Regions from separate parts of the Mus musculus genome. Here region 1 is linked to region 2. Evidence: chromatin loops called from intact Hi-C (ENCODE). Cell type or tissue: heart. All regions are shown on one strand.

The links. Peaks named below come from ENCODE experiments on the same cell type or tissue, not always from the same donor. Only the 100,000 strongest peaks of a DNase experiment are listed, where the experiment ranks them.
Region 1: it touches region 2 in a loop (2.3-fold over the local background); 3 of 42 quality-filtered maps call a loop at or near these places.

The regions. Positions count from the first base shown.
Region 1 is chr17:62,305,564-62,313,563 of GRCm38, forward strand. No RefSeq gene overlaps it. Among named protein-coding and RNA genes, the nearest start is that of Gm25800, 150 kb to the right of the region's middle. In heart, a CTCF peak has its summit at 4,701 (motif pointing right); no DNase peak of the experiment used is centred here.
Region 2 is chr17:62,880,664-62,888,663 of GRCm38, forward strand. Efna5 (ephrin A5) reads right to left here and starts at 654. Exons shown (of 5, transcript NM_207654.2): 1 at 343-654. The coding sequence starts at 467. In heart, a CTCF peak has its summit at 3,680 (motif pointing left); DNase peaks (open chromatin) are centred at 558, 1,538, 2,388, 3,688 and 4 weaker places; H3K4me3 peaks cover 3,885 bases; H3K27ac peaks cover 3,561 bases.

The sequences.
Region 1 (8,000 bases), 580 kb before region 2:
TGGCAATTTCTTAACATAAAATATTAGATTTTGAACATAGTTATTAGTCACATTCAATATCCAATTTAGGACTGTATGAAAAGTTGTCAAATTTACAGAGAAAGGATCAAGTTAGTTTACATAGTGAATGTAAATTATTTTCCCATCTGACTCTGTGAATGTTTAGACAAGGATACTGATTTTGGAACCTAAGAGAAAGTGGAACATTGCCTCAAACTATTACGTCTGTGGAGAGGAGATACAAGACAATCATCATGGTAAGCCTGTATTAATGTTAACTACCTACTCAAAAATAAAATCATATCTTTACCATGCACAAAGGCAAGGCATTGACAACTAGGAAGAAAAAAAATCAACCTCAGTCTAAATAAGAAAGGGATTCAAATTATTAAGGTGGTTTGGTGTGGCAAGACTATTCTTGGTACAAATTCTCAGTGACTCAAACAAAAGGAACTGTTTTAAAGAACAAGTACTTTACCCTAATAAATGTCCAACCCAGACAAGTGAGACTCACACTGTCGGCTCTGTTTTCCAAGTGAATGTCCTCCCCACATTATTCAGTGTCCTTCTAACATCTGTAGCCTAATGATGCTCACAGCCCCTTGACTCTCAGAGCTGACTCAATATCTGAATAAAGACAGACAAATGTCTCACAGAAGACCAGTACACTGAAGTCTCTGTTACCTGCTTATTCTCAAATATTCTATTAGGCCCCATATTGGTCCCATAGCTTTGGGACTGTTTCATCTTGTGAATATTAGGGGGAAAAGGCACTGTGACCCATCAGCATTCAACTCCCAGCCCAAGAGAATGTTTAAGAGATTTATTTTTACCAATTGAATACTTTCAGATTTTATTGATGCTTTGAGGACACTGGACACATAGCTGATGTTTGGGTGGTTGTTTCTGCAGGGAAAAAATGCAAATATTTCCTTCAAATTGCTTAGTCATAAAAAGAATTTCTATGCACAGTTTCTTATTTAGGACATCTGAGGTTCAAATCACAAATCAAATGCTTCCCAGAAACACATTTACATGCAAAAGATTAACTTTGTCTCTTTTCAGTTTTCCAAGTATGCTTTGTTCACTGGTAAATTTTGGCCTGTTTTCAATAAAGAGTGCATTTGGCAAAAACAGGAACATTTTCTCAGCTTTGTAGGTGATGATGACTAATGGTTCCGTCTTCAACAGCATCATGGTTATTATCAACTGGGTCTCTGGTTTCAATGTATCTAACACTTTCTCCTGAAAATGTGAGATCCAGCTACCATCACAAGGTAAAGATAACTCAGTGGTAGCATCTGGTCATCTTGACCTATCTGCTTCCCTACTCTTCCCAATTCATGGAAAATAGAATAATAGATTGGTATATTCTCATACATAGAACCACTTTAGTTATGAATTATAAGAACCCTTTCTCTGATATAACCACTGCTCATAAACATATCCTCTCGAGGAAGCAACGGCTTTTCTATGAGTAGTTTTCTGAGAATTTGAACATATGTGAGAGCATATAAATATAAAAAAGGACAGCAATAATCACCATCATTGATCAAGAAGGTGTGAACCACTGGGAAAGAGCTGGAACATGACAAATGTGTCCTATGGCTGTTCTACATCTACATGAGGACTTACTTGAGTCTATCTGCAAGTGAACAGAGACTCTGAAACTGAGGTATCTCAGCTCAAGACAGTGGCCACAGTCCTGATTTCATAACCACAGTCTTCTCATTTGCTATGATACCACTCTCATATTGCCACATGTGGAAGCACTCACCCTTCGTGTGGAGGAACATGCCTGTGTGGAGGAACGTGCCTCTGTGGAGGAACATGCCTGTGTTGGAGGGACATGCCTGTGTTGGAGGGACATGCCTGTGTGGAGGAACATGCCTGTGTTGGAGGGACATGCCTGTGTTGGAGGGACATGCCTGTGTTGGAGGGACATGCCTGTGTTGGAGGGACATGCCTGTGTGGAGGAACATGCCTGTGTGGAGGAACATGCCTGTGTTGGAGGTACATGCCTGTGTTGGAGGGACATGCCTGTGTTGGAGGGACATGCCTGTGTGGAGGAACATGCCTGTGTTGGAGCGACATGCTTGTGTGGAGGAACATGCCTGTGTTAGAGGGACATGCCTGTGTTGGAGGGACATGCCTGTGTGGAGGGACATGCCTGTGTTGGAGGGACATGCCTGTGTTGGAGGAACATGCCTGTGTTGGAGGGACATGCCTGTGTTGGAGCCTGCAAGCCTTCTCATCATTACTGATGCACTCCTTTGTCCTCCAGCAGCACAGAGAAAACGTCTTCCTAGCTTAAGGAAACCTTAGATCTTGTCGTTGTGGAGATGTGGGATGAGCTGCAGCATTTTGCTATTGAGAATTTTTCAATAGAATATTTAAGGGAAAAGAACAACATTTGTTCTTTGGCTTCATATTGCCTTAGGCTTGGTCACCAAGAAGTCACTTCAGCCCAGGGAAGCCTAGAATATCACCAAAACCAACCCAGGCCTTCCTAGTGTGCTGACATCAATCTCGAGCAGAAGCAGAAACCACTTTCACTTATGTATCTTTCTGTGCAATTTTTAAAATTACCTTCAAAGAGACAATAGACCATTTGAAGTAGGGTATCCACTTTTCCAAAAACAACTGTCTCACAATACATACATGCATTTCTAATTGGTGAGTTAACACAAAGTATGACCGAGTTCTATGATTACTCTTTTTTCCGGTAGACTGGAAATTTTTATTATTTGTAAAAGCCAGGGGGATTCAACAAACATACCGAGGTTTTACAGTTAATGCAGTTTGGCCCATTTTCCTTGATAGCTTACATTTTCAAAGGGGGTAAACCCGGTAAAAACACAAACAATATACAAACTTGAAAATAGCCAAATATGTACTAGATTTGACCAATGTCTAATAACTATTTACATTCTAGGAAGCACCCTAACTTGCATAATTTACAGGTAACCATTGACAATAGGATTTAGAAATGAATTTGTAGAGTATGTTTTGGATTCTCTGATCAGTAATTATGCTGATAACATCTCATGTATAACTGCATACTTGTTTCCCACAATCTCCCTTGGCCAGTTGATAACAGGAACTCATCTGTTTCCCATGTCTTCCTATGCTTTCATGTATAACCATTTACAAAAATAAGTAAAGATCTTTCAACTGTTTGCTTTATTAAAAAAAAATTAATCATTACATTTTGGTATGCTGTCTCTTTCAAAGCCATGTTTCTGGTATCTCTCTGAGTAGGTTAGCATAAAAGCTCGTGTGTGTGTGTGTGTGTGTGTGTGTGTGTGTGTGTGTGTGTGTGTGTGTGTATGTGTGTGTGTGTGTTTAAGTATTTGAATAGTGTGCCATAGGCCATAGTATAGATGTCAGATACTTTTTCCATATGTGGTAACAATGACACAATTCTAATTTATAACAATAAATTTCTAGCTTTTTAATTTCTATAATATGTTTTGTTAATATTCTTTTTCCTCTGACAGGTCAGCTCCTTTCATATCTTTTCTCTCTTCCTAATGACCAACTTCATATTTCTCTCTCTCTCTCTCTCTCTCTCTCTCTCTGTCTTTCTCTCTCTCTAAATCAAAAAGAAAACCAACTTAAAAAAAAGATAAGCCCAAACATACCAAAACAATTTTAAAAATACACCCAAACAAGTAACACATCTGTTCTTTATTGGGCAACTACTCCTGAGAACAGGGTTTTCCCTGGAGTGTGGTTGATAAACCCAATGACGCTCCATCAGGGAAAATGATCTCCCTTTCTCAGCAGGTATCAATTGCAAACAGCTTCTTAGGTAGAGGCGGGACTTTGTGTCTCTTTCTCAATATCCATCCTAGAATTTTGTCTGGTTTGAATTTCTGCAGGTTTTCTGCTTGTTGCCACGGAATCTGTGAGTTCATACATATATCAGTCTTGCTATGACTGGAAGATTTTGGGTCCACCTATGGCTCTTAGAATCTTTTACCTCATCTGCCACATAGATCCCTAAGTCTCATAGGAAGCAGTTTAGTAAAGATATACCACTTAGTGCTGAGTGCTACAAAGTCTCTCACTCTCTTCACATTGGCCATAAATACAATGTGTATTAATTAATTATCTATTGCAAGAAGAGTTCCTCTAGTGAGTCTTGAGTGATACTGTCCTCTATGGATATAGCACTGTGTCATTTGGAGCCATTTTATTGCTATGTTCCTTTAGCAGAATTGTAGGAGTAGTTTTTCCACTTTTTTTTGGTATAGGCACTTTTGTTTTATACAACTGCCTTCATTATATCCCTCTATAGGCTTGAGTATGCAGTGTTTTTAGTATTCTTCAACTTTAAAAAAAAGTTTAAAAATTTTTTCTTGATTACTGCCTTGGGTTACTTTTAATTCAGCTTCCATTAATTTGCATATTTTGTTCCATTTTTATTGTTGTTCAGTTTCAGCTTGAACGTGGTGCTCAAATGTTATGCCATATTCTTTTGTATATCTTGGCTAGTGTTGTGACCTATTAAGACATAACCTTCGGAGAAATCTTCATGAGTTGCTAAGAAGAAGGGGTATACTTTGATGTTTGGGTAGCATATTCTATAGTTATTATCTTTAAAGTGTTTCTTAGGGTAGATATCTGGTCTTGTCTGTTCCTTGATTTGTCTGCTTGTATATGTGCATCATGTTCATGCAGTGTCCACAAAGGCCAGAAGGGGGCGCCTAATTCACTGGATCTGGAGTTACAGATGGAATCGAACCCAGGACCTCTGTAAGAGCAGCAAGTGCTCTTAATCACTGAGCTACCCCACCAGTCTATATTTTCTATGAAAAGGAACCTTTAGAGTGCATGTGTTAGACATGTAAATTCTTATTTTAATAAATACATTTTCAGAAGTTTTAAAATGTATATATGAATGTACATGTATAGATTCCTATTTATGCACTTGTATGTATATATGAATGTTTGTGTGTATAAATGTGTGTTGCATATAAATGTGCATGGGCATGTGTGTTAAGATATTATCAGAAAGCTCTTCTGTGTCCAGAAGCTATGTTTTACGTGGATATGTAAATGACAAGAAAATGTATCTACCTTCATTTGAAGACGGTAAAATATTTTTCAAAAGCATTTCCCTGTTCAGTCTGTATAATGTTACTTGTATATATGTGTATATGTGTGTATAGGATTGACCATTTGGTACTGAATAACCAGTTGGGGTGCTTTTCCCTAGGGAAGACTATCTCTCCCCACTTTCAGCATTCCTTAGTTGCCTGTAGTTCTTTGTGTTGGGTCCTACCCCATCCCCAGCTTTCCTCTATCCACGTTATTAATGTCTTGTTGTCGACCCTATTCAGCTCAAGCTTAGACAGTCATGCTGCTGAGACACTATGGAAACATAAACACAGGCAATGCTGAAAGACTGAACAAGTTGTATTTATACATATGCATATATCTATGTAACAGTAATTAATAAAATGAGAGGCGATGAATTAGAAAGACAGCAAGAAGAATATGCTGAAGCACTTGGATGGGGGAAAGGAAAGGGAGAAATTTTGTAGTTTAATGTAATCTCCAAATATTACGTATGTATATATGTATATATGTATGACATAAATATATATACATACATACATACATACATACATACATACATACATACAATTTCCCATTTCTTCTTTCACCCAATTATCCACCTATTTATTATCTACACGGTTAGTGCAAAATCAAAAAAAGTCTGGCACTTCACTAGTAGCCAGAAAAAAATTTTAATATCTAGATATAAGAATTTTTTACGTAGTTTTAACTACTTTTTGATAGCCCTGAAATATTTCCTGGGGGAGCATTTGAGGATCATTGCTTACTGTGGGAAAACTGATGGTTTAGCATGGCTAGCAAGACAGCTAAGTGGGTGAGTTAGTGGAAGAGAAGGAGGAGGAGGAGCAGGAAGAGGAAGAGGAGGAGCAAGAGGAGGATGAAGAGGAGGAGGAGGAGGAGCAGGAGGAGGAAGAGGAGGAGCAAGAGGAGGATGAAGAGGAGGAGGAGAAGGAAGAGCAGGAGGAGCAGGAGGAGGAGGATAAAGGAGATGACTAGCTTGTTTTACACTTACCGTACTCCCCTAATTCTGTGTCTATTAGCACTCATGGAATTGTATTAGATTAAAACTATTAAGTATAAAAGACTAAAAACTATTGAGAAATAAAGCCTAAACAATAATGAATCATTAAAGTGTGTAATATAATTTACAAGGTACTTTGACTAGAAGTTAAGGACAGTAATGCTCCTCAAATTCAATAAATTTCAATAAGAAAAAATTGTAGACTCAACATAACATACATAGTTCTGTGTCTGATGATATCATATAAGGTTCTTTTTTTTTTTAATTGACACAGAGGAAAATGCTATAATAATTGAGGAAAAAGTCTTTGACTAGGAATAGCATTGACTTTTAAATTATTGGCCTTATCTTGCTCTTTTATGTATGCTCAGAATAGTGACAGCATTTTCAACAATGTTCCAAAAGCCATTTAGCTTACAAAGTGGAATTATTGTGATACGGTACACTTAATGCATTTCTTCTTCGTAGCATCTTATTTCATAAAAATCAATGGGATTTTATGCCTTGTATAGAAGCCCTTCTTCTACATTGAAGTCAGAGTTATTATGGACAAGCTGCAAAGATATCACCAAATGTACTAACCTTTCTATAGTACTTACCATTGTATAGAATATGGCACAAAACACTCCACCACCCTGAAGTAGCACTTTCTCTAACATATTTATTGTAGAACTCTGTAGAAAATGATTACTATTATAAAGGTGGACAAGAATGTCTTGAAGCTTTTCCAAAATGTGGATATATTTTTATTCAAAACAAAACAACAAAAGCTACTTGTCCCAATGCAAATTTATACATCACTTAGCAAATAGCTAGCCTGTGGTAAGCTCTCACTAGGCAATGTATGAACACATGAATGTAGGCAGTGTTCTCATATATGCAGTGATGATATATAAGACTAAGATGTACAGATAAGGGAATGTCGGTCCCATTCAAATAGGAAAAGAAATGGTACTGGACTTGAATGTAAATAACTGAAGCTGACCACTCTGCATATTTCTTTTTTTTTTTTTTTTCGTTTTCAGTCATTTATTTATTTATTTATTCACTTTACATCTTTTTTTAAATACTTTTTTATTACGTATTTTCTTCAATTACATTTTCAATGCTATCCCAAAAGTCCCTCATACCCTACCCCCCACTCCCCTACCCACCCACTCCCACTTTTTGGCCCTGGCGTTCCCCTGTACTGGGGCATATAAAGTTTGCAAGTCCAATGGGCCTCTCTTTCCATTGATGGCCGACTAGGCCATCTTTTGATACATATGCAGCTAGAGTCAAGAGCTCCGGGGTACTGGTTAGTTCATAATGTTGTTGCACCTACAGGGTTGCAGATCCCTTTAGCTCCTTGGTTACTTTCTCTAGCTCCTCCATTGGGGGCCCTGTGCTCCATCCAATAGCTGACTGTGAGCATCCACTTCTGTGTTTGCTAGGCCCCGGCCTTAACAGTTCCATAGCATTTAACAACACTAGATCCCATATGAGGATCTTGCATCGTGGTCTTCTGAAAATCCTGCTTCATTCCTTTCCCCTTTGAAACTTCCCAGTTCAACACTTACAGAGCCTCAGCCTGTGTGCTTCCTTACTGACTAATATAATGAACTAGTAATAATAATGGACTAATCCTGAAATTATCCTGAGAGAAAGAACTCCACCAAAGCTTTAACTTCCATCTCTCTTCACTGCACTTCTGTTCTCTTGAGGACGACACTACAGGAAGAGTTCCCAAGATGGAGCACTAATGAATAGGGCTTCACTAATTGCTTAAATCCATTTACATTTCTATGCAAGTAATTGTGCTATCTTAAAGGTTTTGTCACTTGTTTTTGTTGTTTTTGTTTTGTTTGCCAAACTGATGACCAAAATAAAGGGCAAGGTAGAGTTGTCGCAA
Region 2 (8,000 bases):
ATCCGGAGGTGCGGGCCAATCTCCCCGACTGGGAAGCGATGGCCCGGGTCCGGGGCTCCCGCCCATTCCCGTGTCTTCCCCGCACCCGGTCGGAGGCAGCGGCTCCGCGCAGCCCTGGGGATTGCTAGCAGCCGCCGGCCCTGCCGCCCTGGCTTAACAAAGAGCGGCGCGGAGCGAGCGCTTCCCGCCGGCGCCGGGCGGCCAGCGGCGTCTGGCGACGCAGGCTCCGAGGGCGCGCGCTGCCTGCGGCTGGTGCGCGCCGCTCCCGGCCGCCGTGTCCCCTGCTCCCGGCCCAGGCCCGCGGAGCCCGAGCTTTTGGCGCCCCCGCCCCGGCCACCTTACCTGGGGTTGCTGCTGTTCCAGTAGACGGCGTAGCGGTCGGCGACGACTTTGGAGCCCGGGTCCTGGCTGAACACACACATCCAGAGCACCAGAAAGAGCAGCGTCAACATCTCCACGTGCAACATCACGCCTAGCCAGCGGCGGAGCCCCCGACGCGCCACTCCGGGGAGAGATCGGGGATCCAGGGGGAGGGAGGGAGAGGGGCAGACGAAGAGAGCGGACGCCAAATAAATAGGAATAAATACGATGAAGGGGCGAGAGGCGCGCGGCGAGCGCGGGAGGAAGAGGAAGAGGAGAGAGAGAAGAAGGAGGCAGTGGCTGGGGCGGGGGGACAAACTCGCACCCCCACTGAAGGGCTCGGGAGGGGAGAAGAATCACAAGACGGAGAGACGCGTGCGTGTGTGCGGTGGCGGCGGCGAGGGCGGGGGTAGGGGTGCGGAGCTGTGTCTCGGGCGGCGGCTGCAAGCCGGTCACCCCGGGAGAGGGAGGTGCGTGCGGGGCCGGGCGGCGGCAGCGCGGGTCGGGGCAGGCGGCGGCGCGCGCTGCACAGTCACGGGGAGTTGAGCGCCGCGGCTGCGGGGAGACATACACCGGCCCGCCGGGCCCGGCTCAGTGTCGGCGCCGCGGTCTGCACGGGCTTCCTCCGCCGCGCTGGGCCCTCACCGTGCGCCCCGCTTTGTTCCAAGTTACTTTGGCGGCCGGAGAGAAACTGCAGGAGGAGGGCGCTGTGTGGAGGGGGGCGGGGGGGGGGGCGTCCTCACACTGGTGTCCCCAGGAGGCTGGAAGCAGTCCGGAGCCTCCCTTCTGTGCCTTGGCCAGGCGACCCCCCGCAAGGCTCGCAGGAGTCCTGTGGACTGCGGTACCCGGAGGTGCGCAGAGAAGAGTGGCGATCTGGATCCGCAAGCCCGGCTCTGCCGGAGTCCTGGAACTGCCCAAAGCCGCAGCCGAGCGCTCAGGCGAGGAGAGGAGGAGCGGGTCTTGCTTCGGAAAAGGCTCCAAGAAAAGTTTGGCTCTTCACGTCTTCCAGCAGGTCCCCAAAGGAGTCCGACCGCAGAGGCAGAGCGAGATGGCACCCCCGGGCGCTGGCTGAGTCGGGGATTTCTCCTGCTAGCTTGTCTTGGCCGGGTGTGGGTGCCGCGGAGTGAATGAAGAGCAGAGGTTGTGAACCAGCCAGCCAGGCGGGGCCGGGATGCCCAAACCTGCAGGGCGACGCCAAGCCAACTGCCGGGCTGAGAAGCGAGAGGGGAAACAATCACTTTCGGATGGAGCCCTCCAAGTCCGGGATGGGCTGATGACAGTCTCCGTTCGCCTTCCGGGAGAGAGGCTGAACCCCCGCACGGCGTGCCCAGAGCCCCGGGGGGGAGCTCTCAGAAGTGTCCCTGGGACTCGGACCTCTCCGGCCCCAACCCCAGCAACTTGTAGAGATTCATCAATCAGTTTGAAACCGGGAGGGAAAAAGGGAGAGGGAGCACACGCGAGCTGCTGGCACCTCCCCGATGACTACATCAGAAAACCTTCCCGATCCGGAGCTGCCTCCTCCTTCCCTCCTTAGGCACAGCAGTAACGAGAGGTGAAAGCCACCGACCGAATCCTAAAACCTCTGCCCAGGCGGGAAAATAAACTTGAGTGCAGCGGCGCGAGCAGCCTGGAGAGGTTGGGAAGACTGGCGAGAAGTAGAAAGGAGGGGAAAAGTCAGTTTTGCAAAAGAGGAGGGAAAAAAAAAAAAAAAGAAAAGGAGAGAAAAAATGCTTTATGGGAAAAAAAATCTCCTCGGGCACGCCCCCTCGTTAATGACCTGCGTGTAAAGCCGACTGCCGCGGCGGCCCAGGCGGCAGCAGCCTCGGCACCACGCGAGCCCGCGCGCGTGGACGTGGACGTGGGCCAGCGGGAGGGGGGCTCCGCCCGGGCGTGTTGCGCGGGGCGCTGGGTTGGCAGGCGGCGCGAGCGTGGGGGGTGAGCTCCGGACCGAGCAGGGGGAGGCGCCGCCGGCGCTGCTGCCTCCGCGGCCCAGGTCATGTGGGCTGCTCCCCTCCCCACTCCCCCTCCCTCCATGCAGTTTACTTGGAGGGTGGGGGGTGATTGGAGTAACCAGTCAGGGAGAGGCCTGCTGTTTGCTTACAGATCGGTTTTTTTTTTTTTCCCCTCTCTTTTCTCTAACCGGATTGGTTTGCTCCGGGAGAAAGAGGCGTTTTCCTCATCTCCTCCCTCCCCACGCCTCCACCCCCACCCCCGCCCCACCTTCCTGAAACCTGACTAATTGAATTACTGAGAGTGCCGAGGCACCCTCTCCGCGGCCCAGCCCGGCAGCACGAGTAACCCTTTGGTTGCTGAAGTGCGTCTGGACTCAGAGTGATTTGGCATCTTTTTTTTTTTTTTTTTTTTTTTTTTTACTTGGGAGTAGGGTCTTTCGATTGAAAAGAAACTGGCTCCCACTCCAAAAGGGGAGCCGAAAATTGCTTCGGGGACCGCTCAGGTGACGTGAAGTCTGCGCTGACTGGCTAGGGCAGCCCTAAGTAAATCGGAGTTCGTGTAAACCTCCGCTCGGTTCTTCACGCCGCACACGCCGCGCAGGGTCATCTGGAAATCTGAGCATCTCTCTTGTGCCTTTCAACCCTCTCTTTCTACCCGAGATTTAAAGGCTTGGGGGCAGGAAATGGGACTTTTCTTTAAAGTGATTCTCTGAAAGCAGGTTTTGAAAAGTCGGAGAAAAAAAAAATCTCAGTTTAAAGTGATTACAATTCAGGGTGAACCTTCAGCTGGAAGGAGAAAAACGCAGCGCGCGAGCCCGTCAGTACTTTACACCTTTTCCACGCGGATCCTGGGGCTGGTTCGCTACGCACACGCACACCCCACATAAATATCTTGAACTAAACTCGGTTTGAGAAGAAAAGGGAGGGAAATAGTGAGAGGGAGGGAAAACGCCTTTATTGCTGAAAAAAGGCCGTGCATTCCTGGGCTGGTCAGGAGGTTGCAGGGCCCAGATCCTTTGAGGCCAGCTAAGCCGGATCTCCTGGGAGCGAGGAGTCCTGGCGCCTCGGGACGGGTCCCCTGTGGTCCTGCGCCCTGGCATCGAGCCCCATACCCGATGCTGCTGAGACCTGCATCCCAGACTTTTTATTTTGTTCTCTAGTGTATACAGCCTGGTAAGAAGGCCGAACCCAAAAAAGAAAGCCGTTTACCTTTCTTTCCATCCTCTCAACACTGCGTCTTTTCCCTTTTACATATTAGACGAATAAAATTAAATATCAAATTCTCCATCCTGCGTTTTCCAAAGCTCGGCCTGGGGTTTCCAGGCGCTTCGGAGAAATTTGGAAGCGTCCAGACGCCCTCCAGTGGTCGGCCTGCAGTCCGCACCCAGCAGGGGCATTGACGGCAGCCTCAGCCCACGCTGAGCCTGATGGAAAATCTAAGGTCAGGATGAGTGAAGACATGAGAGGAAAGAAGCAGTTCCCACAGGCTGGGCGTTACTGGACGTGATGGAGATTTTCCCTAATTATCCTGAAGGAACGTCCATGTTGAGTGACCAGACGTAAATTACAACCGTTATCGTTAGACTGCATGACTGACCAACTGATAGACTAATTTATAAGAGTTTAAATTGAGACTATTCTATTCGCTTAAGCTCTCCTCTGCTTCTTTCACCAAATTTCCAACGTCAAGAAAGGAGGGATACACCTTAAAGAAACAAGACGATAAGATTTTTACTATTAAAATCAATTTGGGTTTTCATTTAAAATGCTGCTGTCCCTCTGGCTGGTGAACAAGTTCAGGGTATGCTTTTTTTTTTTTTTTTTTTTTTTTTTTCTCTCTGCTGTGGAAGGATAGATTTCTTTCCCAGCCTTTTTGATGGTAACTGTAATAGGCACTCATGTGACAAAGGCACATGAGAATATTTCTGCAGGAAATATTCTGAACCCTTTAAAAGGTTATGTGTATCTTTAGGAAGGAGGGAATTCAAGACTTCTGTCTTGAGGAAAATGCTGAAACTCAGAAAGAGTCTCAAAGAGCTATCAGGTATCAGGGACGGAGCCAGCTGGCTTCCTAAGACACCACAGTTGAAAAGGGGCAGACAAAAAAAAAGAAATAATACATGCTTATTTCCCCCTTGGAAATGCATATAGATGTAAAAAGTCATCAAACCAAAAGAACAAGTCCATTTTAATATCTTAAACATCTCCACTTTATTTTAAATAGGAATGGCCCTATTTTAATGAGACAAAAGTATGCTATGGTCTTCCTTAAAATGATTCATGGGGTTGGAATAAGATACTAGATTTGAAATAGTTCAAAACAGAACTCAGATGTCTATTAGAAATAATTCTAAATTAAATGTCTCCTCTGGAGCCAAGTATTGACATTGGACTTACTAAGCAATGTGACCCTTGAATACGTGAGTGGATACAATTGGAAGAGAAGTATATATTAACTATACACGCCTTACGAGGTAATGTGACTAGCTCTGTCGGAAGACACACACAGTAAATCCATAGAAAATAGTTCCATATAAAATAGTGGTTTTAACCCCATGTTACCAATCTGCTCTTTATACAATGAGTAGCTTTTCTTCAGCTAAGGCAGGAGCCTCTTGTCCAACCAAAAGAAAACAAGAGCCATTAAAAGTGAAGGAATAAAAATTCATGGAATTGATGAAGGTGTTAAGTTCCACAAGATGAAAACAGGGTAGAACCTTAAAAGCAGGTTGGTAATGGTCTATGCAGGGCCCTCCCAGTCCTGTAAATGGGTATCAGCAGACAAGTACTCTGGTAACTTTAAAACCAGTAATACTGAGGCAAAACCATTATTTGCCTCAAAACATGAATTGGCTCTAATTGATTGATTGATTGATTGATTGGTTGGTTGGTTGATTGATTTAGTTTTGTTTTGCTTTGGGTTTTTCTTTTTTTTTTTTTTTATTTTTGTTTTGTTTTGTTTTGTCTTGTTTGCTTTTAACTGACCAAATCTGTGTTCTAATCTAAACTATGAGTTAGAATCACTGAGGGGAGCTCTCTAGAAGGAGAGTGCCTGAGCCCCCGTTGTTTAGGCTAGACCTGGATCTGTAATTTTTAAAAAGCTCTCTGGAGAATTCTAATGAGGATAGAAGATTGAGAAGCGCTGATCCAGGTAATTTATTTTTGCCTTAATTACTTCAATCTTTCAGGAAAATAAGGCCCATTCTTATTTATCAGCTCACCAGTGAGGCAGAGTTTCTTGATCCAGTCTGCTAAGTTGAAAGACGCTTTTAAACAATTTTCCATGTCACACAATTATTTACAAGTATGATCTCCAAGATATGACTACAGGAGCAATACCTACCTTTAAATGTGGGCAAATCTTTCTATTTGGCTTATTGGAATTAGCGTTGTAGAGTTCTATTATGTCAAGTGTCCAGCCAAAATGAGTGAATGAGATAAATTAAATAAATAAAAAGTGAATCAAGCCCCCACCGTTTGTAGACTCGGCAACTCTCAATTTAGGAAAATCAAATTTAACTATGTTAAGATGTGAAATTGGAACTTGTATCCAGCAAAAGTAATAGAGGAAACAAACTCTAGAGCAAGAACTAAAGAAAGTATAGTTAACATCCCTAATTAAACAAAAACAACCCTAATGAATGTTAGCATAGTATTTAAGCCAATCCTACTGTTTCTGCAGAGCTTTTAGTGTTTGTTCTAAATCCTCAGTGAGAGCTCCAACCACTAAGCTGTCACTCCGCGACCCTGCCCTCAGACTGAAGTGAAGCTCTATCTACTCTCTTCTTTACCCTCTTTCACAAGAGAAGTTTCTCAGAACACTTAGAAATAATAAGTCTGCTGCCTCTTCTCTCCTCAGACAGCCCGATGAGGGGAAACATTCATTTTCAACCTCTGATCTTGCTTACAGACTATCACATCCCTACCTTTAATACCAATCACCCTGATCTTTTGTCTCCTTCTCATGTGACTCTTTCTGTGCTGGGACTTCCTGTAGTCTGTTTCAGCATCCTTCCTTTTACACTCTAGGGGGAAAAAAACAACAACAAGAACAACCAAACAAAACAATCCAGAAATGGTTTTTAAAAGGCTCTGTGATATTCTAAAACAGGGATTTAAAGTTGTTCCATTTCGGAATGAGCAAGCTGTGTGTTGTTCTTCCTACTTCAAAACACGTTTTAAATAATGCGACTGTAGCAAATTCTCCAAATGTGCAGATGTGTTAGCAGTCATTTTGAGAAACACCTAGATCTCCTAATAAGGTGCATGTGTGTGTGTATGTGTGTAAGTGTGTATGTGTGTAAGTGTGTGTGTATACATTTGTATTACAAAGGTGTGTGTGTCCATTTGTGATTCTGAAAGCAAATAAGTGTTGTCTCAGCCAGTCCCACGTCACGTTTTATTATGCAGATTTCAGAATATATACAGGATTGTGTAACCAGCCACTAAGCACATAAATGAGTTTATTCCCTTAAGCAATTTCTCTAATCTCACTGCTTGAGCATGTACATAGTTTTATTCTGTATTTCCCTCTTCATCTTTTTAAATAAAATTCTGTGGATGAAAATTGTCTCCATTTTGCAAATCTAATCAATTAGCATAAAGTATAACCCAATACTATCTTCTCTGAATTATTAAATAAATATCTTGCTTAAGACAATATATCACTACAAGTGAATATCAATAAGAGAGTCGGTATCTGTATTTTATAATTGGATCTATAACACCCATTTTTAAAGGAATATGTGTAGTTATTACAGAAATAAATTGAATTTACACATTTTCCACATTCCAACTAGTGATTAGGATATGCCTGTTCTGCCAGTTACATAGACCATCACCCAGAGGGCACACAAGTGTGCGTTTTTTAAAAATTCTTTTACTTGCTTTGAAAGTCTACAAAAGCCAATACATCTCTGTAAAAGTGGCCAGTGCTACCGTATATGTACACAAACAGGGACATGGGATTCCTGTGCGGAAATCTACAGACACACAAGCATGGAGGTAGAGAAAACTTGTTCTCAATCAGTTTTTCACCAAAGATTTTCATCAACTTCTGCAAGAATTCTATTTAAAGAGGAGCATAGCATATAACCTCCAGTCAATAAGCATGATTATATAAAATGGGGAAGGCTGGTTCCAAGCCCTTTTTAGCTCTGGCTTTACTTTTCCCCTTCGGTTCAAAACTGGCAAAGGGAAGGAAAGCATGGAATTATGGCAAACTCAGATCTTCTTTCTTTAAATTATGTGCATTTTCCTGCAGACAAAAAGCTTCTGTGGTGGTGGGGGCGGGGGGGGGGACTGGATCTTGGTATTTTTCAATGCTTGACTCTTTATTATTATTTTACTTATCTAAACAATCTCTCTCCATATATACTCATTTTATAGGATATGAATACACATATTTTACCTGGTCACACTAATAAATACAATGTTAATGTTTTAAAAAGTTGTCCTCAGAGCAGATTCATAACTTTAGCCCCAGCCCTCCAAATATCTTCGTCAATAGTGTAAGTTTTAGAGTGATAAATTAAAGATATAGTGAAGGTATAACTTTAAAAAAAAATCATTCTACTGGCAGTTGGGATAACAGTTATTGTAGTCTGGCAGCCACTATGATCTCCGAATAGCAGATAATAACACATAGGATTATAGACCAAAACTTTCTTTTGAAACGAGAAATATTTT